Regions from separate parts of the Mus musculus genome. Here region 2 is linked to region 1. Evidence: chromatin loops called from intact Hi-C (ENCODE). Cell type or tissue: heart. All regions are shown on one strand. Each heading gives the region's core, and the rest is flanking DNA. Links, peaks and the distances in the headings are about the cores only. Region 1 holds the start of Cyfip1 (cytoplasmic FMR1 interacting protein 1). Region 2 holds the start of Herc2 (HECT and RLD domain containing E3 ubiquitin protein ligase 2).

Evidence for each region. Peaks named below come from ENCODE experiments on the same cell type or tissue, not always from the same donor. Only the 100,000 strongest peaks of a DNase experiment are listed, where the experiment ranks them.
Region 2: a loop joins it to region 1, with 4 times the contacts of the local background. A loop is called at or near these places in 4 of 42 quality-filtered maps.

The regions. Positions count from the first base shown.
Region 1 is chr7:55,840,321-55,844,709 of GRCm38, reverse strand. Cyfip1 (cytoplasmic FMR1 interacting protein 1) reads right to left here and starts at 2,639. Exons shown (of 31, transcript NM_011370.3): 1 at 2,403-2,639. In heart, for the core only: a CTCF peak has its summit at 2,472; a DNase peak (open chromatin) is centred at 2,519; H3K4me3 peaks cover 2,515 bases; H3K27ac peaks cover 2,317 bases.
Region 2 is chr7:56,047,727-56,052,099 of GRCm38, reverse strand. It overlaps Herc2 (HECT and RLD domain containing E3 ubiquitin protein ligase 2), which reads right to left and starts at 1,945. Exons shown (of 93, transcript NM_010418.2): 1 at 1,798-1,945; 2 at 1,152-1,244. The coding sequence starts at 1,223. It overlaps Gm34121 (predicted gene, 34121), which reads left to right and starts at 2,050. Exons shown (of 3, transcript NR_166588.1): 1 at 2,050-2,358. In heart, for the core only: a CTCF peak has its summit at 1,857; DNase peaks (open chromatin) are centred at 1,339 and 1,999; H3K4me3 peaks cover 2,616 bases; H3K27ac peaks cover 1,774 bases.

The sequences.
Region 1 (4,389 bases), core at 326-4,325:
CTTTTTTTTGAAATGGTAAGATAAAGGGAAAGAGAGAAGAAAGAACGTTTTAGTCTTCCAGGTTGTATCCAGAACTACATTTTTTAAAAAAAAACACTTATTTATTATTTGTGTATGGAGTGTGTTCATAGGGAGAGAGAGTAAGTATTTCGGCACAAATCACTGTGTCCTTGTGGACGTCAGAGGACAATTTTCAGGAGTTAGTCCTTTCCTTCCACTGTGGGTTGTAACTCAAGTTGTCAGACCTGTCTGTCACCTATACCTACTGTGTGTCACCTATACCTGCTGTGTGCCACCTATGCTCACTGTGTGCCACCTATACCCACTGTATGCACCTATACTCCCTGCATGCCACCCCACCTTCCCAAGGCTCTACTTTTCAAAGCACTGACTTTACTTCTTACAGACATATTTGACTAGTGTTTTTGTAACCAAATAATATTATATATATATATATATATATATATATATATATATAAAATCATTAATTTTTCACTTTAATGGTGTTTGGCTGGTAAAACACCTTGGACGGCCTTAAATATAGCCACCCCCTCCCCAACACCCCCATACTTATTACTGAGAACATAGAACCATCTTAAATGCAGACTCCAAGATTGCCACAGGACTTTCTGGAGAAAGCAAAATAGCACTATGAAAAGATCAGCAGTTGCCAAGAGTTGATGGTATGAAAGACCTCACTACAAGGGACACAGGAAAGAAAATCTTGAGGTGATAGGAACCAGTTTGGCATCTTAATTACAGTGGCAGTCAACACTCCAAAGCATGAATATTACTATATGTAAAGTTAAAAACACGCTTAAGTGCCAGGGAGATGGCTCAGTGGATAGCCGTACAGGATTTCAGATCTCAGAACCCACATAAACGACAATGGGCATGGCAACCTCCCTCAAGTCCCATTGCTTCCAAGGCGGAGACAGGGGACCTCCGAAACAAACTGGCGAGCAAGACTAGTCCAATCAGTGAACTCTAAGTTCAGCTGAGAGACCTTGTATCAAAGAATAAGGTGGAAAACGCCAAATCAGCCTCGGGCCTCTACATGCACATACAAACACATTCACACACCTGTGCACCCACATCTAAAAACACACATACCACAAACACACACATACAGTGTTTATTCTTTAAAAAAACCTTAATACATACTTCCTCAAATACACAAATACTTAGAGGATGTATTTTCTTAGAGAGACTTTTCAACTGCAGCATTTTATCAAGGTTACAGGGAAGATGCTGTTAGGGGAAGAGGGAAAGAGAAGTATTCCCCGCAACATTCCTACTGAATTCTTACAATGCATGTCTGCAGTAACTTACATGTATTTAAAAACTGAATTAATTCTTTCAGGCTATGTGCTTGTAGGCTTTTTAATAAGAACCACTAACATACTCAGAACTAGGGGAAGGCTGGTATTCAGGTATACCACCGGTCTCGCGTGCTTCAACTTCCAGCCAGTGAACTTGGCCAGGGTCTAGGATCAATACCCCCACCTTGGCAAGCGCTGATCTCAGTATCAGTACCTGTAGGAGTACCCCAGTACCAGCGGTGCTTCAAACACGACTCAACTAAGCGATCTGTTAGCCGACAACCAAGAGAAATCTCTGGGCTCCCCCATGCAACACACGGATTGCCCGATGCTTCCCTCTGCCTCGCCCTCACCGATCCCCAGTTGCATATCTCTTCCTTCTTTTCTCACACTCACGAAATGTTACAAATTACGCAGATGCTTTAGGCTTAAAGTACAAAATTCGTTACGAATGTGCGGCGGCGCACTACTGCTCCTGAACAATCCCGTTTCCTTAACAAAGCCCAAAATGCCTCTCTCCAAGAATCTGAGGACGGCTTCCCTAGACCACACTCTCCTTCCTTTCCTCTGAAGGCAGAACCATGGTGGACTCGGGGTTGTTTTGCCACTTTAGTGCAACATAAACTATTCGTCGCTCCTTACTTTTCAATAGTAAAATACTAAATATTAACGTTGTCTCTTCCTCTTTGGAGCTAAACCTCGTGCCGGAAGCGCGAGATCTGGGATCCTAGTATCCAGGGTGAGTCGGGGCGGGGGTTCGGGGACGCGGGGGTCCGGGACGCGGGAGCCGGGCCACCGGAGTGCAAGTTGTGCAGCGCGGAGGGAACAGGGAATCTGCACTGGGAAGCCCGTGGCCGGGGGATTCTGGAATGTGATTCCGGGGAGGGAGCCCTGGAGCCGCCGAGCTGGGCCGGGAGTCCCGGGCTCCGGAGCTGCCGTGCAGAGACCGGGAGACTCGAGAGCCCAGGAGGCAATCCCGGGAGGCCGTGCGGTCCCGGAGGCTGCGCCGAGGCCGTCTGCAGGCTCGCCCCACCGGACTACAGTGGAGCAAGGACCCCGAGGCCAGGCGACCGCCCTTACCTGGTCTGCGCCGCCTTCGGTTGTCCAGGGCGGGCCCCGGGAGCTTTCCTACCCCAATGAGTCACTTGGGCGGGTCGGGAATGCACCAGGAAACACCCGGCCTCCTCCCCTTCCTCCGGGGCGGCGCTGCTCGGCTCGGCCTCTTCCTCCCGGCGCTCCTCCCTCCTCCCGCTGGCTGCCTTGGGTCCGGCTCCTCTAGGCCAGCCCGGTCGGCCCCCAAGTCTCCCCAAGTCTCCCGTACCGTAGCCCCGCCTGCCGCTTGCTGCTCAGGTCACCGCAGCAAAGGAAGCCGGGATTTGCTTGGTGGGCTCCACCCGTCAAGCCGGCTGGGAGAGGATGAAGACTCAGCGCCACACTGCCATGCTCACCAGCCTCAAGAGTTTTCCCTGATTTGGGGGACCTCTGTTGAAGCTAAGGCCAAATGAGGAAAGAATTCCAGGACTAGCCAGCATAGAGCTGGAAGTTTTACTAAAGATACTTTAAAAAAAATTTAAAAAAAAGGAATTCATTATGTGTATGAATGTTTGGCTTGCTTGTGTGTCTATGCACCACGAGAGTGCCTGGTGCCCGCAAAGGTCCAAAAAGGGCGTTGGATCCCCCAGCAATTGGGTGTGGGCCAGTGAGCCCATACATGGGCCATAGGAATTCAACATTCGTTTTCCTATAACTTGTCCTCAGTGATGGTGAGAAGCCTCAGTAAATCCATGAGTGATGGGCTTATCTTCCTCCGCATGTCCCCCAAATTTTCACTGCCTCCTGTCCTGCCTCTGGTTGAACTTCAAAAGAGATACAGAAGGTACAACCATGACAGAGAAGGGGCGCATGTATGTATTAAATGGTGGGTGCAAGGCTGGAGCGGCATGTAAAATGCTCCAGACCCAAGGAAGAACCCATTCTGGCCCCTAAAGTAACAGTGCTACCATCTCATCTGCCTTCTGAGGACTGGCAAACTCAAGTTCAGACTCCTAGGAATGGCTGACAACAGAAAACCTGACTTGAATTTGCCCTCCCTAAACCCGCAGAAAAGGAAGGGAAAAGTTAGTTAACATACATCTTAATGCTGAACTTAGTAGAATAGCTCCAAACTTCCTACCCTTCTTCACTCCGGACGCCCCTCCTTACTGCTAAGAATTTGGACATTTTGTTTGTCGTTGGGGTCTGACAGTAACTAATGTAACCCAGGCTAGCCTTGAACACCAGATCATGTCTCCATCCCTCAAGTGCTGAAATCACAGGCATTCACCAACATGCCTAACTCCCACACCAGTTTGTTTTCCCCAACTTAACAGAAATAAATCTTTACTAAGTAACTTTTAATATCAGAAAAATAAAACTCGTGTAATTGTATTTACAACAGACACACATCAGTGTTTTCACCATCTTAGGTTTACCACAAAATGTGAGATGTTAAACTTATTCAAAAGTATAATCCTTGTAGCTTCTCTACATATGCATAACAAGAGTATAATAAAAATTACAAAACCTAAACTATAATGATAATACAAATGTAACATGTTGATTCCTTGGCGCAGCAAAAATACAAAACGCATGCTTGACAATGTTCCCCTGCTTCCACAGAACTGTAATCTAGAGATTAAGATTCAATACTGGCATTTAACTATCCGACAAGCAATTTGAATTATATCATTATATGCTGTAGAGAGAATCTCAGTGTCACCTGTCACTAAAAATGCCTATGCCCAATGAGCTGAGGCAGCAAATAGGAGATGGGACACTGGCAAGAAGAGAGGAGATTCTGGGAAATAGTGAGAATATAAAAGGAACCCATAGGGAGGGACTGTGAAGGATTCAAGCAAGTCTCTGAGGGAGAGAAGCTGAGGAGACACAAAGGAAGAAGCAGGCTGGGACTGGAGGAGAGGTAACTAACAGTGTGTGAGACATAGAATAGTTTAAAGGGTTAGATAAGTTACAATCTAGTCAGGGACTGAGCCAATGCTCGTGGCCTAGGCATTTATTAAAAAGTTGT
Region 2 (4,373 bases), core at 1-4,000, 210 kb before region 1:
CTTTCCATTTATAAAACTCCATAATCAATCGCTGCATACGCTGCCTTACAGTAGTGATTGCTGATAATAAGCTATCCGTAAGACTGTTACAAAAAGTCGATTGTTTGACAAATATTTAATGTGTTCAGCATCCTCGCCTCGAAAAGGAGGAAAGAATACACAGACAATAGAAACATCTCAGACACTTTTTTTAAGCTGGTGATATCCAGATCCAAAAGTACTCTTCCAAACTATTCATAAACAACAGTAGCTTATAGGGAACCATCTACAAAAATTTTATTGTGATCATTTAGTTAATAATTTCCTGATAACACTTGTAATTACTTTATTAAACATTACCATCACAAGCCAGCATTCTGTTTCTCTTGTTCCTGGTGTGAAAATCTGAGCATTTCTCTTAATTACAGATGACATATAAAACCAACAGCTCATCTAAACTGTCACCTCTCCGGGAGAACAAATACAAAATCGCAGAAAATGCTAACTACATATCACTTTCCTGCTTCCCTGCATAGTATCAGGACATACAAAATCAATAGCAAAAATATCAGGACATGCCTTTCATCCCAGGACTCAGGATGCAGAGGCCAGCCAGGCACAGTGAGTTAACAGGGAGACCCTTTCTAAAAATAAGAGGGGGGAAAAAAAGAAAAAGAAACAAACAACAGTCAAGTCTTGATTAAGAATGTTGGCAGGACCTGGGATGGAGTTCAGCTGGTAAAATACCTGCCTAACTATACCACATAATCCCAGCAAGGTGTTAAGGTGCTGCAATGCTAGCACTCAAGAGGTGGAGGCAAAAGGATCGGATGTCAGGTCATCCTCACCTACACTGAGGAGTTCAAGGCCAGCCTGGGAATATGAAACCCTGTCTTAAAAAAATAAACAAATAAAAATAAGCCTCCAGAATAAAAATACTGAAAAATTGCATAACTGGATCTCAAGTTTCTTGCACTTACAACTAACTTCAATTAAGCCACAACCACATAGCATCTCTTCAACAGTCATAATAAATGTCACATTGTAAATTATAAGAAATAATCTTCCTAAGACAAGATCTAATTGCCATTCACTCACACATTCTCCTCAAGCAAACATTTTTTATAGAGACAGGAACACACAAAGAAAAGAGAAAACCATGTTCACCCCACCTGGATATCTGTTTTCAACCATTTGGAGTCAAGGCGAGACTGGGCAGCCAAACAGAAAGACTCAGAAGGCATGTTTCCTCCGGGTGGTCAGACCTGCAAGTCAAACACAAACGCTGGAGCCCTCGAGCTTCTTTAAACTGCTATTTACACCATCCTGCTGTTTAACGCGGCCGAGACAGAACATAAAACAGGGAAGGAGAGCTGGGGGAGGGGACGAGAGGATGAGGGATGAGAGGGAAAGCTGGCCCCAGAACGGGAGAAGGGAGGGAAATACCACTTCCAATAGAGGTAGAGTCGCTGGGATTTCCCAATACGCCGGCCGGACCTACAGTGGTCACCGGCGACCACTGCACAATGTCATCCCACTCCTTTAAATCCAAAGGGACACACACAGACACACGTCAGGAAAAAAAACTCACTATCGCAACGACAAATGACACCAGTGTGCATCAGCCGCTATACCTACAGCAGTCCGGCGGAGTGTGGTAAATAAACAAAAGTCATGTCTGCAGATAAATCTACAACAATCGCCTAAATACTAAAAAGACAGCCGTGACTGCGCGGCCTCCGAGGCGCACAGGCCCTGGTTCCTCCGCGCCAACGCCCGCCTTCCGCCCGCCGCTCTCCGGGCCCCGCTCTCCCGGACCTGGCGCCGCCCGTCTTCGGCCCCTCCGCCCTCCTTCGGCCCAGCTCGGCCAGCCCTGGCGCCGCCTGCTCCGCCAGCCGGCTGAGGGAACACTCCCTGCAGGAGCCGGCCGGCGCTCGCGATCCAGTCTGCGGCCCGAAGCGCACGCTGACGCATGGCTGCGCCCGCCCAATAGCGCAAGGGTGAGAGACGGCTTCAGCCAATGGACGAGCAGCGTCGCACGCCCCTCCCCCAACTTCCGCTTCCTTCAGCACGACTCAGCTTCCTTCTTGAGACTCACCCGCTCAGCGAGAGCCAACCGCAGACGCCGGGAGGTGGGACTTGTGCGCACGCACGCTGGCTTGCCCAGTCCCAACCCTTCCCAGACTGTGTTTGCTTCCAGGGACCCGAAGTTGGTAAGGTATTTGCAGCGGGACGAGGTTCTCGAGGCTCCCTGTGCTTTAACGACAGCGTCCTTTTGGCCTTTGAGTCAGTGGACAGAAGAGGAAATTTAAGAAAAAGTAATTGATCCGGGCCTGGTAGTACTCGCCTTTAACCCTGGCACCAGGAAGGCAGAAGCAGGTGAATTCTGGGTTAAGAGACCCTGGGGGAATGGGGGTGCGGGAGTAAGAAAAGAGCAATTAAAATCACACAAAATATGTTCTCTGATCATCATGGAATAATCAAATAACTACAAATAAAACATAACATAATCTTCAAGCATGTGGAAATTAAACTTTTCCATGAGAAGGCAAAGAAAGGACTTAGAACATTTGAAATAGGAACTGGGTGCGATTTGTTGTTTTAAATACGATGGTTCATTTTTTTCCCACGTGTTAGAAGGCAGCAATGAGGGATATGCCACAGTGGTATGGTGGCCCAGTTGCAACGTTAAAATACCTGTCTTTTGTCATCCTTGGTATGTATCTTCAAACTCACTCCCAAGGGTCAAGGGATTTGCCATAGCTCAGACATCACATCTCTGTTTCAAGCAGCAGGAAGCAGTATAAAAGATCCACAGTCTATCACACCTCCCAAAGACTGTGTGACTCTAATTTACTTCTGCTTCAACTCAAAAGTATCTGAACAAGGTTTCAAATTCAACCACATCCAAAATACAGTTAGGGTGGACAGGGCTTTGAACCTGAGGCATGACAGCATAATTACCAGTAGAAGGTAACACCCGAGGAGGCATCTCTGGCCCTTAGGCTCCCTTCTCATGCAAGACACCCTTCGTCCCTCCACATACTGAAGCATGTTTACCTACGTACATTTTTAGAACTGTGTCTGCTAGCTCTAAAAAAACGATGTTTGTAGTCCATTTTGTGTTGCTGTAACAACATGACTGAATAATAAATACAGGCATTTGTACCTCACACTTCTGGAGGCTAAGTCTAAGAGCATAGCACTGGTATCTGGTGACGGCATTTCTGATGTTGCATAGCATGGTATAGAGGCAAGAGAACCCATGTGTGGCAAGAATACACCAAGCAAACACATCATTTTGATCCATGAGGCATAGTCTACTTGACTTGATCACATCTTAAAGGGTCCACCTCCTAATACTGCGACAAAAACTGTAATATTTCAACAGGAGATCTGAAGGGACATTCAAACCATAGTGAGGCAATGTGGTGAAGTGTCTAGGATGGCAGAGGTTTTGTGTGTGTGTGTGTGTGTGTGTGTGTGTGTGTGTGTCTGTGTGTGTTTATTTGTCAATTTGAAGATTGAGGCAGCAGGAAAAGCAAGGTCTCAAAACTCAGCCAAGATTTCTTGAAACCAGAAACACAGAGAGGGAGATAAGAAAGTACAAAATACACAGAGACAGAGTGAGCTACTAGAGAAGGGACCCAAAGATAGTCTCTGTCAGAGGCAAAATCTTCATATGTTTTGCCAATAAGTAGTTCTATCTCTCTAAACTCGCTGGTTTGGGCTATTGCAGGGAAATGTATAATCTAGACAAAGAAAGGGAGGCTGGCTGTTTCTCCATACTGGACACCCTGTTAGTGGGAGATTTGAAATTCTCACTGAACAGTCTCTCTGATAGGAAAAACCCACTAAGTCTTTATCTTGGAGAGGAGAAAGAAAGCAGGCAGTCAGCTATCTTAAATGTTTCAATAGAAAAAATACATTAATATTCCAAGGTCCCCTTTCTCTTGTGCATGTCTACCAGGGAGCTGTCTATCTTCCAGTCCCTCGGGAAGACTGTCCTTGTCAAATTCTTCATAACTTGGCTCCTATCATCTTTAGGATATTTGTGTTTAAGAACATGATAAGGTGAAACTATTCTTTAGTAATTTAATATACATGGCTGAAGAGATAGCTTGGACATTAAGAATATTGGCTACTTTTACAGAGGACCTGGTTTTAGTTTGTAGTAAAATAATCTTGTGTCACACAAAAGAACACATGAATAAAACAAGAGTAGCTCAGCAAGGTGACTTTTTTTTTTTTTCAAAAAAAAAAAGGGTTCTTGAAATCCCAAGCCAGGCATGCCCAAGGTGCTCCCTGTTATGTATCCCTAAATGCAGGTGATGACTGTATCTCATCCCATTATCCCATTGGAAGGAGCCTGACTTCACAACCACATGATTGGT